Regions from separate parts of the Homo sapiens genome. Here all the other regions are linked to region 1. The links are chromatin contacts, found by Hi-C or POLR2A ChIA-PET in ENCODE. All regions are on one chromosome and are shown on one strand. Each heading gives the region's core, a stretch centred on a gene start or an enhancer-like site at or near the end of the contact. The rest is flanking DNA. Distances are from core to core; before and after follow the strand shown.

The links. A loop is a pair of places that touch in the nucleus more often than their neighbours do. ChIA-PET counts read pairs that join two places held with the same protein, here RNA polymerase II (POLR2A). Pooled maps may share reads with other maps.
Region 2: a map of CD4-positive, alpha-beta memory T cell shows a loop between it and region 1 (28-fold over the local background). The contact joins the promoter of KRABD3 here to the enhancer-like site in region 1. A Hi-C loop is called at or near these places in 2 of 168 maps with a recorded cell type or tissue (CD4-positive, alpha-beta memory T cell and endothelial cell of hepatic sinusoid), 7 of 37 single-sample maps with no recorded cell type and 14 of 50 pooled maps. POLR2A ChIA-PET finds 5 or more read pairs at or near these places in 1 of 52 experiments (naive thymus-derived CD4-positive, alpha-beta T cell).
Region 3: a pooled map shows a loop between it and region 1 (5-fold over the local background). The contact joins two enhancer-like sites. A Hi-C loop is called at or near these places in 6 of 50 pooled maps. POLR2A ChIA-PET finds 5 or more read pairs at or near these places in 2 of 52 experiments (AG04449 and activated CD4-positive, alpha-beta T cell).
Region 4: a loop to region 1 is called in a map of B cell, with 17 times the contacts of the local background. The contact joins the promoter of ZNF398 here to the enhancer-like site in region 1. A Hi-C loop is called at or near these places in 9 of 168 maps with a recorded cell type or tissue (B cell, CD4-positive, alpha-beta T cell, CD4-positive, alpha-beta memory T cell and 5 more), 24 of 37 single-sample maps with no recorded cell type and 22 of 50 pooled maps. POLR2A ChIA-PET finds 5 or more read pairs at or near these places in 6 of 52 experiments (BJ, CD4-positive, alpha-beta T cell, CD4-positive, alpha-beta memory T cell and 3 more).

Annotation. Positions count from the first base shown.
Region 1 is chr7:149,420,638-149,424,658 of GRCh38, forward strand. No RefSeq gene overlaps it. Among named protein-coding and RNA genes, the nearest start is that of TRC-GCA11-1, 7.4 kb to the left of the region's middle. RefSeq lists an enhancer at 1,151-1,650 and a silencer at 1,782-2,031. Within about 2 kb of position 1,759, at least 17 of the 41 ENCODE cell types and tissues checked have a DNase peak (open chromatin) inside an H3K27ac peak, as active enhancers do; they include B cell and natural killer cell, where a contact is called at or near this core.
Region 2 is chr7:149,712,826-149,716,620 of GRCh38, forward strand. KRABD3 (KRAB domain containing 3) reads left to right here and starts at 2,126. Exons shown (of 17, transcript NM_001290187.2): 1 at 2,126-2,241. The coding sequence starts at 2,230. RefSeq lists silencers at 653-947, 1,774-2,213 and enhancers at 1,279-1,778, 2,416-3,048.
Region 3 is chr7:149,063,478-149,067,407 of GRCh38, forward strand. No RefSeq gene overlaps it. Among named protein-coding and RNA genes, the nearest start is that of ZNF786, 25 kb to the right of the region's middle. RefSeq lists an enhancer at 1,828-2,710 and a silencer at 2,200-2,429. Within about 2 kb of position 2,459, at least 38 of the 41 ENCODE cell types and tissues checked have a DNase peak (open chromatin) inside an H3K27ac peak, as active enhancers do.
Region 4 is chr7:149,145,586-149,149,332 of GRCh38, forward strand. ZNF398 (zinc finger protein 398) reads left to right here and starts at 1,868. Exons shown (of 6, transcript NM_170686.3): 1 at 1,868-2,181. The coding sequence starts at 2,158. LOC107986856 (a long non-coding RNA gene) reads right to left here and starts at 1,776. Exons shown (of 2, transcript XR_007060581.1): 1 at 1,398-1,776; 2 at 1-767. RefSeq lists enhancers at 1-71, 72-645, 646-1,219, 1,313-1,362, 1,794-2,367 and silencers at 1,673-2,312, 1,977-2,148, 2,443-2,592, 2,733-2,782.

The DNA.
Region 1 (4,021 bases), core at 509-3,008:
GAAGGTCAGGGTGCTGGAGTCTGGGAGGCAGCCTGTGTGGACTGAGTAGGGTCTTCCCAAAGTTCATGTCCTTCCAAGAACCTCAGGAGGTGACCTTCTTTGGAAATAGGGTCATTGCCAATGTAATAGTTAATTAAGACCAGGTCATCCTGGCGCAGGGTGGGCACTCAGTGCAATATGACTGTTATCCTCATCAGAAGAGAGGAGACAAAGGGAGCAGGCCAAGTGCCCGCTGGCGCACTGCATCCAATGCTGAAGCCAGGAGAGAGGCATGGGACGGTGTCCCTCAGAGCCTCCAGTAAGAACCAAGCCAGACCACACATTGATCTTGGACCTCTGGCCTCCAGAACTGCAAGAATCCATTTCTGTTGTTTAAAGCCAACCAGTTTGTGGCACTTTGTTACAGCAACCCCGGACAGGGCCGAGAAGGCAGGCAGGGCCTAGTGGGTCCTGAAAGATTTTGGACCTTACCCTAAGAGCAATGGGGAACCTCCCAAGCAAGAGAGGACTATGATCAAATTTGCCTTTTCAAAAGATTCCCTGGCCGCCCAGTGCTCCCACAGCATTCAAATCCGTTAAGAGTGAGGCCCCACAATAGGACAGAGGCCCTGCCGCCTGCACATCACTCACACGGAGGCACACGTCACTCAAATACACCGGGTGCTTGCCAGCCTTCCCACCGGCCCACAGAGCGGGGCTTCCTTGCCTGCTCCCCACACAGAACTAGGGGAGACGGCCGACCTGCGGGAGGATCGTCTGGCCCTATGCCTCAAACGCCTTAGAAAACGCTCGTACCCTGGACCAGGCAGTTCCACTCCAGGAGGTTAGTCTTTGCATGGCATTTGTTTTATTAGGGGGCCACCGCAGCCTGGGCTAAAGAATTTAGTCTTCGGAAAAAACTAGGCAGACATTTGAAAATATATCAAGGAAAAAAAGTGCAGGCCGGGCGCTGTGGCTCACGCCTGTAATCCCAGCACTTTGGGAGGCCGAGGCGGGCGGATGACGAGGTCAGGAGATCGAGACCAGCCTGGCTAACACGGTGAAACCCCGTCTCTACTAAAAATATAAAAAATTAGCCAGGCGTGGTGGCGGGCGCCTGTAGTCCCAGCTACTCGAGAGGCTGAGGCAGGAGAACGGCGTGAACCCGGGAGGCAGAGTTTGCAGTGAGCCGAGATCCTGCCACCGCACTCCAGCTTGGGCGACAGAGCGAGACTCCGTCTCAAAAAAAAAAAAAAAAAAAAGTGCAGCCTATCATGAGAGAGCGCCTCCAGGTCCACCTCCGCATGGGACAAACACAGCGAGCGGCCAGGAGCTGGGCCTCAGCCTTGGTTTCCTCATCTGCACAACGAGAAAAGTGGGTAGAATGCAGGCTGCCCGGGAAGAAGCTTGAGCAACCCTAAAGCTCGGGGTCAATTCACGGAGTCCCCTCTCCTTCTGGGACCCAAGGCCCTCCGGGTCTTCTGTGCTGTTTTGTGCCGTGGGTTGAGCCTTCGAGGTGGGGTAGGTCTCATATTTCCTGTGCTCTCAGATTCCTGCGGCCGCACCTTTGTTTGCACTAACTGTGTTTGCACCAACTGTGTTTGCACGGGGATTTGCTGGGGCCTTGGCCGGCAGGCCAGTGTGTGCAAGAAAAGCAACCTGACAGCGGCTCCTGCTAACCAGGGCTGGTTCGGGGCTGCGGCCGGGCGGCTCCCGCACTGCGACTAAGGGCCAGCCGGCTGGCAGGCGGGGCTGGGGCTCGGATGTCGGGACTAGCGGGTCTCTGGCGCGAGGCGGCCGCCACCACCGAGAAGGCCGCGCGCATTCCTAGAGCGGCCGCCAGCGGCCAGGTGAGGGCGCCGCGGCCTCCGGGGCCTCCTCGCCTCTGGCCGGCAGGGGGCAGCGCGCGGCCCCGCGCGGCCCGACGTGGCGCTGGCCCGGGAGGCAGCCCGTGGGCCGCCGGCGCGCCCTGCCGGGCACCCAGCAGCGCGCTCCCGTTCTCATCAGACGGGAGAAAAAACGCCCAGGCAGAGGAACGTCTAAAAGTCAAGTCATCAAAATTAATGTAATCGAGAAAATGTGCATATTTAAAATATGGATAGAGACGCATAAATACATCTTTAAAATAAAAATATAATCGTTTGTGTTAAGTCCTTGCTCCATTGGCTCTCAGCTGCACTCACAGCACCAGTGAGACCGACACGGTTGTGCCCCATCCCACAGGCGCCAAATGGAGGGCGCAGGGTTTTAGGAGCTCGCGTAGGGCCTCTCGGGCGGCAGCAATGGAGCCGCGAGGCCGGCGGGGAGACCGAGGACGGGACCCGCTGAGCTCTGGGTGAGCTGGGGGGACTCGAGGGGACCTGGATGGGCCAGAGGCCTGGCTTGGGGAAGGGCCCCTTCCCGGTTCCCCAAGGTCCCGGTGTGCCGCTGCCGTAGGGAAGCAGGAAGGCACGGCCGCGCCAGGCGACCTGAACGAGAGGAAGCCCGGGGTCGCCGCCCGCGGGCGCGGCTGGTGTTCATACCCAGCCAGGAAGGGCGGGCGGGCCTCGGGTGCCACGCGGCGTGCCCGGCGCTTTCCCCGCAGTCCCGCTTGCTGCCCGTCCCTGGACTCCTTATCAGGCAGCTGGGTGACCTTGCTGCAAAGGGCAGGGCCGTGGAGCAGGATTTCTGCCGCACACCAGCCACCTGCAACGGTGGTAAGAGGATTTGGCAGTGATCCGGGTACTCTACCTAATATTGGGGCTGAAATATCAGAAGGAATGATAAAATCCATTTTTAAGTGATAGCGTTTAAAGGTGTTGGATCAGGTTTAATGAAGAAAATCATCTCCATCCCAGCTGGGCAGAGATTTGGGATTGTACCCGTGTTTCTTCCCGCACATTGTCACCTGTGGCTTGTTCATCCGTTCATTTCGCGTGCACTGAGGACCTCTGAGGACCTTGCGCCAGACTCTGGAGCAAGCGCGAAATGAACAAAAGCCGGCCCTGCCCTTGGGAAAAATCAAACACACAATGGCCGCTGAGTGCACGCTCCGAGCACGCGCCAAGCCCTGGAAAGCCCGGTAGAGGGGACCCTCCAACCTCCCGCAGTGATGCGTGTGTGGCCAGGGGTCTTGCTAGGCTGCACCTTGCACCTGAATCTCCCGTTGCCTTCACCGTGGAAGCGTTTGCTGTAAAAATAACATGGGGGTTGGGGCGGGGGAGACGTCTTTGTAGCTTTCTCACAGGGCTTAAGACATCTGTCCTGCTATCTTCCCCGGCCTTCCAGGGATTCTCAGTGGATGTTAGCTCTCTGGATTTCACTGGCAAGGTTATAGAGACTTACCATTTTCTGATATGAACATCTGCCAAGTAACGCATAGAGAATAGGAAAGCATGCATATCCCACAAGGAAAAAAAATAAAACTAAGAAACTGTTCTATCAAAGAATTAAGTAAGCATGGAGTGTGTCACTGGATAAATTAAACATACAGAGTTTGGATTGAGGCTAGGAAAGGTTGAAGCAAGAGAAAAGGAGCCCTGGTGACTTGCCCAGGGCAGAGGTTTTTGAAGTGAGCTTCCTCCTTGGAGACCCCTCAGCGCAGGGGGAGTTTGGGAAGACGGGGGCGCCAGAGCAGGTAGGCTTGGCTCCCTCTCCAGCCTCTTAAGGCACGAGTTATTTTACATATTTAGCTTCTGAAAATTGTTTTATTTAAACAAGGGATTCCGGAGGCTACAAACGAAAGCTTGAAAACACTGACAGATGAAGTGCAAAAAATTTGGCTGACCATTATAAATTTGATAAAGATTTCATGTCCTGAATCTGAAAGAGATTCTAAAATATATTACAGATTTAGTTCTACAGAGAAGGGATGAACTCTTCCAAGTAATTTCACAGGTGGAGATGGTTAGAAGTCCTCATACTGGGTGGTTAAAATTGATTTCTTCCATAGTTATGGAAAAGACTTGATACCTTCTCTTGGAGAAATAAGGGACTCATTCAATTGTAAGTTTTTATTGTTTAGAACATAGAAATTCCTTCTACAACCAGAAAAAAACGCTAT
Region 2 (3,795 bases), core at 876-3,375, 290 kb after region 1:
AATAAACCTGGTTCAGGACAGGTCTTCACAACTATTTTTTAACGCACACACACGGGCTGAGGTAAATACAGGTCTACAGGGTCAAAGGCGCAACTAAAATTTGGGGGATAGGGGTGCCAGGAAGTGTCTCCATAATTTAAATAATTGGCCATGCAGCAAATTTCATGTTGGTGAACTGCTTTTAGCGACTGATGGTCCACAAATGGGGCAGGAAGCCTAGCCAGGAAGTGGACGTTTGAGTCAAAGAGGTGCCAAGAATCTGCACAGCTTAAAACAAAGGTGCATCTTACTTGGATAGAGATTTCTTTCTACAGGTGTTTAAGTTTAAGGCAGGGGTCCCCAGTCCCTGGGCTATGGACCAGTACCAGTCCTGGCCTGTTAGGAGCTGGGCAGTGCAGCAGGAGGTGAGCTGCGGGCAAGCCAGGGAAAGCTTTATCTGTAGTTACAGCCACTCCCCCTTGCTCGCATTACCCCTGAGCTCTGCCTCCTGTCAGATCTGCAGGTGCTGGATTCTCATAGGAGCCAGAACCCTGTTGTGAATGCGGGATCCAGGTTGCGGGCTCCTTAGGAGAATCTAATGCCTGGTGATCTGAGTTGGAACAGTTTCATCCCAAAACAACCCCCCTCCCAGTCCATGCAAAAATTCCCTTCCACAAAACCGGGCTCTGGCCCAAAAGGTTGGGGACCCCTGATTTAGGGGGTTTTAACGTTTAGGGATCCCGGGCCGGAGGGTGGGCGGTGGAGAGGAGCTGGGAGCAGGAACACATTACTGTAAGGAGCCCGCCTCACCTCGGCACGGAGGTGGGACCCGGCCTAAAGCCCAGGAGGCGACTTACCCTGAGGGCTGTGGCCTGTAGGGCTCTTGAAAAGTTGGACTTTTAAGTTTTCCCTTTCCGCGAGGTGGGGCCTTGTGATATCTTCAAATCCTTGTTCAGCAGGCTGCGCACACGCCGGTCCTGTGTCTAAGGTGTCTCGGGTATGACCGAGGGGGCTTTGCCCGAGTGGGCGTGCGCCTTTCCTCGGAGGCCGGGACGAGGGGTTGTCGGCATCGTACCCGAGTCCGTGATCATGGCCGGCGCGGCTGCAAGGGCCAGCCCCGGGCGACTGGGCGAGGAATTCCCTTTCCTTCCCTCCGATATTGCCCAGGCAGAGCGCTGTCTGGGCCGCAAGGTCTGGACGGGGCTTCCAAACTCAGAGCAGAGTCTCCTCTGCGTGGGACCACAGCCTCCCCTTCCCCTCCAAGCTTCTGTCTGGCACAGCAGGCTTAGCCCCGCAGGCCCCCTTCCAGCAGCCTTCTATAAAAATGACGGGGTCCTTCTCCAGACAGGAAAACCAGGCTCGCTGCGCCTCGCCCGCACCCCCGGAGCGCTCTCGCAGCGCCCGCCCAGACCAGGCCTTCGAACTCGTGAAGCGCAGGGGGAGGCAGAGGAGAGTGGGCCGCGCTTCCTTCCCGCATCACACGTTTATTTGAGGCCTACTATGTGCCAGGAACAACTGGGGTTACCACCCCAGCAAACAGGCACGCAAAATGTGACACGAAGGTAGGTCATGGCTGCGGCGAGCGGGGGCGCGGGCGAAAGACGTGAGGATGTACGGGGGCCTGGCAGCTGCTCTGTCCCACCCACGCCCGGCCGGACCCTCGACCCCTTTCACTCCAGGTCGGGTTTCCCCGACCGCGGCCTCTGGGAAAGATGGGTCCCTCTTCATCCCCACCATCAGCCCCTGGCACATGGGACGCGCTGAGTGGTGGCTGCGGGAATGAATGAGTGATAAGCGGCGCGTACCCGCGGGCTTGCACGCCCACAGCCGCCCCGGCTGGTCTCGGCGCGCAACCTCTACCCGCAGCTGGGGGCGGGGACGAGGGGAGGGGGCGGGGACGAGGCCCGAGCCAGGTCCGCCCCGCCCTGTCTCCGCCCCCCGCTTCCGAGCCGGCGCCGCGGCGCCTTCTGGGAAGTGTAGTCCGCGTCTGCGCCGGCCGGCCGGGCCGCCGAAGCCGGGGGCTCCGGGCGGAAACGGCACCACCCACCAAGGGATGCGAGGCGCTCGGGGCGGGCTCAACGAGGCCGGGGGCGGGCCCGGGCGCGCCCACCCCCGCCCCTCCCCCTCGGCCCAGGCCCCCGGCCCCGCCTTCTCCTGCGCGGACCTGGGCCGCCGCCGACGAGGGTCGCGTGCGCCCGCGCCAGGGCCCGCGCCGGAAACCGAGGAGTGGCGGGGAGGCTGAGCCCGGGGATGGCGCGCCAGGTAAGGCAGGCGGACGCGCGGACCCCTCGGCGCAGTGCGGCCCCGAAGGCGGTAGGGCGAGAAAGAGCTGGGACCCCCCCGCAACTTCGGGATCGGCTGGGTGAGGCTGGGCAGGCCTGATGCTCAGGGGTTCGTGCCGGGAAGTTCAGGTCCTCGGACAACCTCTCTCCAGCTCTCCGCCGCCGGTACCCACGGCCCAGTCTCCACCTGGGGAAACCCCCTTGGCGTGGCTTGTTTCGTTACAAGTTATCCTGGTAGAGTGGGCATGAAGGCCTCGGAGGCAGTGAGTAAATCTCATACTTCTGTTCTTGGTGGAATCCTGGATCCCGGGGGCTGGGGACGTGGAAATGGGGAGAAACAAAGATAGAACAAACCCCAAGTTTTGTCTTGGGAAGCCTGCAGGTAAGGCGTTTAGATCTGAGAACTGGAGGGAGAGCCCCAGGCCGTGACAGCCTGGGCACCGTTTGGGCTAGGTTGTGTGTGGGCTGTGACGATGCTGGGAAACTCTGGTGCTGATATCAGTGAGGTATCAGGTATCTGGTGCTGATACCAGCAACTGCTCCACGTTCTTCTGGATGGGCACCTGGAGCCAGTTCTGCAACCGTGGTGGCTCCTGAGCTTTGGCCAGTCCGAGGCAGCCATGGATGGGGGGCAGCGTGTGACTAGGCAGAGCAAACACTGTGCCAGGCCCTTGGCGTCATTAGTGCCCCCAAGCATTTGGGGAGAAGGGAGAGGCTAGGCAAATTGGATGTTGTTGGGCAGGGACAGTCAAGTGTCCTTTTCAGGTCTGGCTGCACAGTTAAGTAGCCTAGGGACACCCTGGTTCAGACATGCCCATGGCCCCATCCTAAGGCCTCCTCATACCACAGTTTCCTGTTCTGTAAAGTGAGGAGTTTGGGCCATTGACCTTTCAGATCTGATGAGGGGAATATCCTCACACTACGTAGCTTCATGGAGAAGGTGGCCAGGAGTGACCTTGGGGAGTGGTAGGTCACTGTAAGGTGGAGAGGAGCAGGGAGGGTTCCCAGAAGCCCAGGGCAATGTGAGCACAGCCTCCAGGTTGAGAGGTCCTGTGGCAGGGTCTGATCAGGGAGCCCGAGCCTGAGGCCCACTGGGAGAGCAGGTCTAGGTTGGGAAGGACTGTGAGAGAGGGGCAGGTCCAGCAGGCACTGAAGCTGCAGTTTTTGTGCTGGGCTAGTGACACGGTGGAAGGGTGATGTTAGGAGGACCAGTGTGCAGCTATGAGCTAGGAGGCTGCCCAGTTACAAGAGTCCTGGGTCAGCCCAGAAAGCTTTTCTCCATTGGTTGGGGGAAGGAGGTGAAGTGGGGCCCGAGGAGGAAGGCCGGTGGTGTGTGGGCAGAGCCAGCCAGTGGTGGCCTTCCTCCTCCCGAAGATGAGTTTTGTAGCCCAGGTGTTTGCACACTCACACTTGCTCACTCCCTCACACACAAAACCCTCACTCTTTGCTTTTTCTGGGGAGAGGGAGGCCACTGGCAGAAGCGCCTACCCTGGCCACAGTCAGTTCCCATTCTCATTTTCTAAGAATTTTATCA
Region 3 (3,930 bases), core at 1,209-3,708, 360 kb before region 1:
CACTTGGAACCCCAAACACATTTCCTTTTGTCTCAGGGTGGCTTCACACCTGTCCTCATCAGTAATGTTTAAAAGCCCTTCTACCTTTGTTATATTGGGGAAGGAGTTAGGACACAAATCTTGAGAAGGCAGAATATTCATCATGTGAATTGACTTAGGCTTTAGTGACATAATTCCAGGAATAGACTTGTGATGATTTTGCTGTTCCTCTTTTCAAAAGTTAACCAGTGCTGCAAACAAAGCAGATTTATACCCTGACAGAGGTGGAATATTGAATACATAGGCCCTTGTTTTACAGGAATAGTTTGGGGAGACTCATAGAGAAGTCAATCATTGGAACTTCTGCAGACACTTATTTGTAACTGGAGAAACACAATCTGAAATAATTTGATTCAATTAAATGAACATTTGAGCAATTACCATAGGACATAGTTCTGTAAGCACCTAGCCTACTATACAGTCATATAATGTTATAGTACTGCGTGATAAAGTACACATTGAACTGTCTTCAACATTTTGAGATGTTAAAAACACCAAAAACACCTGTGTTTATAAGCAAAAAATAGTTACATCTGCAGACTTCCATAATTGGTACCATTTCTTTTTTTTGTTTGTTTGTTTTTCTTTTTTTTGAGACGGAGTCTGCCTCTGCCCCCAAGGCTGGAGTGCAGTGGCGCTATCTCGGCTCACTGCAAGCTCCGCCCCCCAGGTTCACGCCATTCTCTTGCCTCAGCCTCCCGAGTAGCTGGGACTACAGGCGCCCACCACCACGCCCGGCTAATTTTTTTTTTTTTGTATTTTTTAGTGGAGACGGAGTTTCACCGTGTTAGCCAGGATGGTCTCGATCTCCTGACCTCGTGATCCTCCTGCCTCGGCCTCCCAAAGTGCTGGGATTACAGGCGTGAGCCACCGCGCCCGGCCATAATTGGTACCATTTCACCAAAATAAAATTTAAAGTGACAGTTTGCTCCAATACAGCTATGAGAAATTATCTTCTTCAAAACATTTTGCACCAGAAAAGCAAAACATCACTTTCCCTAGAAGGTGACAAAGCAAATAAGGAAAATGCCCTTTAGTTTCCTAGTAATTAGAAAACAGAATAGAAGCTTGACTAGGCAGTCACTACCCCAGAGACGCAACACCATTAACATTAATAATACCACGCCTGTAATCCCAGCACTTTGGGAGGCCAAGGCAGGCGGGCACGTGGTCAGGAGTTCGAGACCAGCCTGGCCAATATGGTGAAACTCAGTCTCTACTAAAAATACAAAGCTTAGCCGGACATGGTGGTGCGTGCCTGTAGTCCCAGCAACTCAGGAGGCTGAGGCAGGAGAATCACTTGAACCTGAGAGGCGGAGGTTGCAGTGAGCCGAGATCGCGCCACTGCACTCCAGCCTGGGCAACTGAGTGATACTCCGTCTCACTCACACACACACACACTCGCCGGGGGGGGGGGGGGGTGGCGCACGCCTGTAATCCCAGCTACACACACACACACACACACACACACACACACACTAGCCGGGCGTGGTGGCGCACGCCTGTAATCCCAGCTGCTTGGGAAGCTGAGGCACGAGAATCGCTTGAACCCGGGAGGCGGAGGTTGCAGTCGGCTGACATGGCACCACTGCACTCCAGCCTGGGTGACAGAGCGAGACTCCGTCTTAAATAAATAAATAAAAAGAAAATGGAAGTGCCTAATATTGCAATTCAGCATTGTACTTTCACATGTGCCCTTTATGGGAATCCTTTTCTTTTCTCACCCGTAATTTCCTGTTCTTTCTCCCAATCTGCACCTCATCCAGCAGAGTCTCCGCCCACAAGCTGCGCTTAGGGAAGCAGGCACTCTCCGGAAACTCTGGACTGAGTAAAATCAATGGGTGCGTGCGGGACTCCTCCACTGATTCTTTGATTCCACAGCATTTGTACAGCACCCACGGGGGCCCCACACTAGGTGGGAAACGAAGATGAAAAGTCGCAGTCTCTGTTCCAAAGACCGCAGAGCCCAGGGCTGCGTTTCCTTCCCGGCCTTTTGTCCAGGCCCCAGGGAGCGAGCTGGGGGAAGGCTCCCCGGCCAGGGCTTCCCCACAGATTTTACTAGGTCAGGGCAGCCCCGGGGAGGCGCCTCCTCCCAGCCGGAACCGCCCGACTCCGCTTCGTCCTCTTGGGCCCACGGACCACTCCCCACTGCCCCAGCCCCAACACCTGCAGATCCTGCGAGCCCGAGCCCTCCCGCGACCGCCCAGAGAGGGTCTGACACCCGAAGGGGAACCCCAGGGACTAGTCCTGCCGTAGTCTAAGCTCTGGTCTCGCGGAGGAAAAGCAGGGGCGGCCCCCGTACGCGGGGCCTGCGCCCTTCAGCCCCAGCCCCACCCTGCGCGACCCCGGGATCTCGCTCGGCGGCGGCCGTTGCCCAGGGCACAGGCAGGGCATGCTGAGAACGCTCTGCCTTTCCTGTGCCTGGACACGGCTCGGGCTGGGATCCCACAGCGCCGCCTTCTGGCGGGAGGCACCCCCGCGGCGCTGTGCATTCTGGGCTCCCTGGATCTCTGAACTTGAATTGGAGCTGCTCCAAGCTCTCCAGAGATAACCTCCTTTAGGGTTACACGAGATTGCCTCTGAAATTGATAGGTATGTAAATTAGTAGGGATTTGGAGAATGTGTAACGTCGCCATTTTCGGTTTCAATTTTTGCTACTACAAGCCGCCTGTCTTCACAATGAAACTGTGTTATCGGCCGGGCGCGGTGGCTCATGCCTATAATCCCAGCACTTTAGGAGGCTGAGGCGGGCGGATCACCTGAGGTCAGGAGTTTGAGACCAGCCTGGCCAACATGGTGAAACCCCGTCTCTACTAAAAATACAAAAATTAGCCGGGCGTGGTGGCACGCGCCTGTAGTCCCAGCTACTCGGGTGGCTGAGGCGGGAGAATCACTTGAACCCAGGAGGTGAAGATTGCAGTGAGCCGAGATCGCACCACTGCACTCCAGCCTGAGCAACAGAGCAAGATTCCGTCTCAAAAAAAAAAAAAAAGAAAAAAGAAACTGTTATTAAATAAAATAATAGGAGTCCATTGGTTCGGACTCAGCTCCAGCACTAGGCTCCAAGAGACCACACCAAGATGGAGTTACTCATGCAAAAGTGCCACATCACCAAACAGGCCAGCATAAGGAAGACCCCTCTGCTTTTTTTTTTTTTTTTTTTTTTTGAGACAGAGTCTCACTCTGTCGGCCAGGCTGGAGTGAAGTGGCACAATCTTGGCTCACTGCAACCTCTGCTTCCCGGGCTCAAGCACTTCTCCTGCCTCAGCCTCCCAAGTAACTGGGATTACAGGGGTGTGTCACCACGCCCGGCTAATTCTTGTATTTTTAGTAGAGACGGGGGTTTCACCATGTTGGCCAGGCTGGTCTTGAACTCCTGACCTCAGGTAATCCACCTGCCTCGGCCTCCCAAAGTGCTGGGATTACAAGTGTGAGCCACCGTGCCCGGCCAGAAGACACCCCCTCTGCTTTAACCTTTAGAAGAAAAAAGTAACTTTGAAACAACCAACCCACTTTTAGTTTTCTGTTTCTGCTTTTCCCAAGCTTTTTCTGTCCATAAAACCAACCGCGGGCCGGGTGCAGTGGCTCACACCTATAATCCCAGCACTTTGGGAGGCCAAGGTGGGCAGATCACGAGATCAGGAGTTCGAGACCAGCCTGGCCATCCTGGTGAAACCCCCGTCTCTACTAAAAATACAAAAAATTAGCCAGGCATGGTGGCGCATACCTGTAATCCCAGCTACTTGGGAGGCTGAGGCAGAATTGCTTGAACCCAGGAGGTGGAGGTTGCAGTGAGCCAAGATAGCGCCACTGCTCTCCAGCCTGGGCGACAGAGGGAGACTCCTTCTTAAAAAAAAAAAAAAAAACCCGCCTTGGCTGGCTCATCCAAAC
Region 4 (3,747 bases), core at 618-3,117, 270 kb before region 1:
ACAGTTGAGTTCAACCAGTTTGAAGACCCCCCACAGAGGAATGGGATGAGCATGAGAATGTAGTTTCTTCATCTCCTTGTACCACGATTTCACCAGCACTCTCCCACCAATCAGTCAACTCCATTACCCTTACAAACTCTAACCCCAAATTCCCAAATTCCTAGCAGAGATGGATGTGAGGCTTCTTCCTGTCTCCTCCTTAGGTGGCCCTATGATTAGACCTCTTTCTCTGCTGCAACCTGGTGTCTCTGCATATAGACTTGCTATGTGCATTGGGCAAGGAACCTACTGCTGTTACACACACTCTGTTGACTTAAAACACAACCTCACCAGAAAACACTTTGTTCTCGCAGGTCCTTTTTTTTTTTTTTTTTTTTTAAGATGGAGTCTAGCTCTGTCGCCCAGGGTGGAGTGCAGTGCTGCCATCTCTGCTCACTGCAACCTCCGCCTCCTGGGTTCCAGCGATTCTCTTGCCTCAGCCTCCGGAGCAGCTGGAATATCAGGTGCACGACACCACGCCCGGCTAATTTTTGTATTTTTTAGTAGAGACGGGGTTTCACCATGTTGGCCAGGCTGGTCTGGAACTCAGGTGATCTGCCCGCCTCGGCCTCCCAAAGTGCTGGAATTACAGGCGTGAGCCACTGCGCTCGGCCTGTTCTCGCAGGTCCTTTTGCTCAGACGCAGCAAACCGTAACCCCAAGCTCGATCTCTGCTGCTCTCAGGAATTCCACTTCCTCCAGCTTGGGCAACATAGCGAGACCCTGTCTCTACAGAAAAATAAATAAGTAAATAAATAAATACAAATAAATAAAACATTAGCCGGGCTTGGTAGCTGCGCCTGTAGTCCAAGATGCTCGGGCAGGCTGAGGGGAAGGATCGTTTGAGCCCAGCAGTTTAAGGCTGCAGTGAGCCTTGTTTGTGCCACTTGCACTCCAGCCTGGACGACAGAGGGAGACTGTCTCTAAATAAATCAATAAATAAGGCCGGGCGCAATGGCTCACGCTTGTAATCCTAGCACTTTGGGAGGCCAAGGCGGGTGGATCATTTGAGGTCAGGAGTTTCAGACCAGCCTGGCCAACATGGTGAAACCCCGTCTCCACTTAAAAAAAAAAAAATTAGCTGGGCATGGTGGTACATGCCTGTAATCCCAGCTACTTGGGAGGCAAAGGCAGGAGAATCGGTTGAACCCGGAAGGCGGTTGCAGTGAGCCGAGATCCCGCCACTGCACTCCAGCCTGGGCGACGGAGTGAGACTCCGTCTCTAAATAAATAAATAAACAAAAATTAAGAATCCTATTTCCAGACCAGGCCCCGGAGAGTCAATAATCCGAGATGTGAAGGAGACCTTAAAATATTATTGATCCCAACACAGGCCGCGTGGGACCTGAACCGCCTCACCTTGGCAACCACATTTGTAATTTCCGCAAATGATCTATATCTTCTTCATTCCAAAATTGTGCCTCTCCGTCACTCATTCCACCCATAGGCTCCCTTCAGCCGTGTCCCCCTTACTCTCACCCTGCACATTTCCGCTGTTCTAAATACGGCTGCCCTTCAGCAGAAGCTGTTGCCTGCAGACGGCGCCTGCGTATCGAGCCTCCGTGAAGAAAATCACTCCCCAGAATGAGCCCGGCTTTGCGGCTGGGTCCTAAACTGCGGTGAGCTGAACCTTCTCGTGGGAATGTGAGAAAGCGGAACACACGTGGGCCCCAAATAACAACCCTCCCCACACCGAAGCCCAAGAGCTGGGGGGGAGGGGCGGAGGCGACGCGGGGGGCGCTGGCCGCAGGGGCCGGCAGGGGGCGCGCTGGCCGCGGTGGCTGGGCAGCGCGAGCCTGCGGCGCGTCTAGGCCCGCGCGGTTCCCGGTGCACTCGCTGCCCACAAAGCGCCAGCTGAGGGGCCGCTGCGGGTGGAGTGCGGCGGAGTCGGCCTCGCGACCCCAGCTTGATCCGCCGCCTGCTGCACCGCGCCTCCGCCGCGTTCCTGCGCGTCCCGAGCCCCGACGGCCGCGTGAGTCCCGTCCGTGCGGGGAAGGCAGGGCCGGGTCGGCGCCGCCTGTGGAGAGGACCCGGCGGCCGGGCCTGCTTGGAGCCGGGCGCGGTGGCAGCGGCGGCAGCGGCGGCGACTTCCGAGGCCCGGGCTAGACAGCGCAGGGCCATGGCTGAGGCGGCCCCGGCCCCGGTAAGGGCGGCCGCGCGCGAGTGTTGTGAGCCCCCGAGACCCAGACCCCGAGGGAGGAAGGCGGGCGGGCAGGGAGCTGCCAGGCATAGGCGCCGTTCTCGGGTCCCGCCGGCCACGTCGCCTGTCGCCCGTGCTTGGCGGCTGCAGCCTCGCGTGAGGGGACTTAGCGGGTGGGTGTGAAACCGCCCACCCGGGGACACCAGGCTGGGCCGCAGGTCTGAGGGGCACTCGCAGGCAGCTATGAGACCCGGGGCCCTGCAGTTGGGTTGAAGTCGAGGGGGTGCCTGCTGCGTGTCAGCCCCACGCCTGCCCGCCAGACGCGCAGCGGGGTTGGGCTGGGGAGCCGTCAGCCATTCTCGCGGCCGCGGGAGCGTTCGTCACCAGCAATCTGAGCGGTGGCGCGGGCGGCATTTAAGTGTGCGGAGGCGCATTCCCGCCGCGCTGCGTGACGCCTGGGCTCCCGGCACCGGACTCGGGACACGCGGGAGGCCCTCCCGAAATAGCTGCCGAATGAATGGTGCGGACCCGGAGGCTGGAGTGGCCTCGCGTGCGTGGCGGTTCATTCGCGGGTGTTTGCCAAGGCCTGCGGGGGCCGGCAGCGGCCAGTTGCCAGGGCGACCGAGGCGACCGGGCCGCGCCTGCACGCAGCCCCGTAGAATGAGAAGGGGACGGTCAGGCCGCGGGGAAAGCACTGATCGCATTTGCCACCCAAGAGGTCTTTGGTCACCTCTAGGAGAGCAATTGTACTGGGTCAGGAGCCACCCTGGCACATGAGGGGTGACTGGGAAAAGGAGGAAGAGCAGCGATGGGTAGGGGGTAGAGCAGAGGGAAGTGCCACCTCCACTCTTGGACCTGTTTTTCTTTTTTCCAACCTTTTTTTTTGTGTATAGGTGGGATGGTAGCGATGATCCTGTGTTGTGCCAGTCCTGGCTAATAGAAATATAAGGGAAGCCGCATACAAAACTCTAAATCAAGCTTGTCCAACCCGCGGCCCCCAGGCCGCATGCGGACTAGGACTGCTTTAAATGCGGCCCAACACAAATTCGTAAACTTTCCTAGAACATCATGAGATTTATGCACGGACCTTTTTCTTTGTCTTTTTTTTTTTTTTTTTTTTTTTTTTTTAGCTCATCAGCTATCATGATCAGTATTTTATGTGTGACCCAAGACAGTTCTTCCAGTGTGGCCCAGGGAAGCCAAAAGATTGGACACCCCTGCTTAAATTCTCTAGGCGTCACGTTTAAAAAGTAAAAAGCCAGGCGCTGTGTTGTGCACGCCTGTAGTCCCAGCTAGGCCGGGGGCTGAGGCGGAAGAATCACTTGAGTCCAGGAGTTCGAGGCAGTCCACACCGCGTCTCTAAAATAAAAAAAATTTTTGAGAAGTTAAAAAATAAATAGATGAAATTAATTTTAATTATATATCTAACTCAATATATGCAAAATATTATTTCAACATGTCATCAATTTATTTATTTATTTATTTTTTGAGGTGGAGTCTCACTCTGTCCCTCAGGCTGGAGTGCAGTGGCGCCATCTGGGCTCACTGCAACTTCTGCCTTGCCGGTTC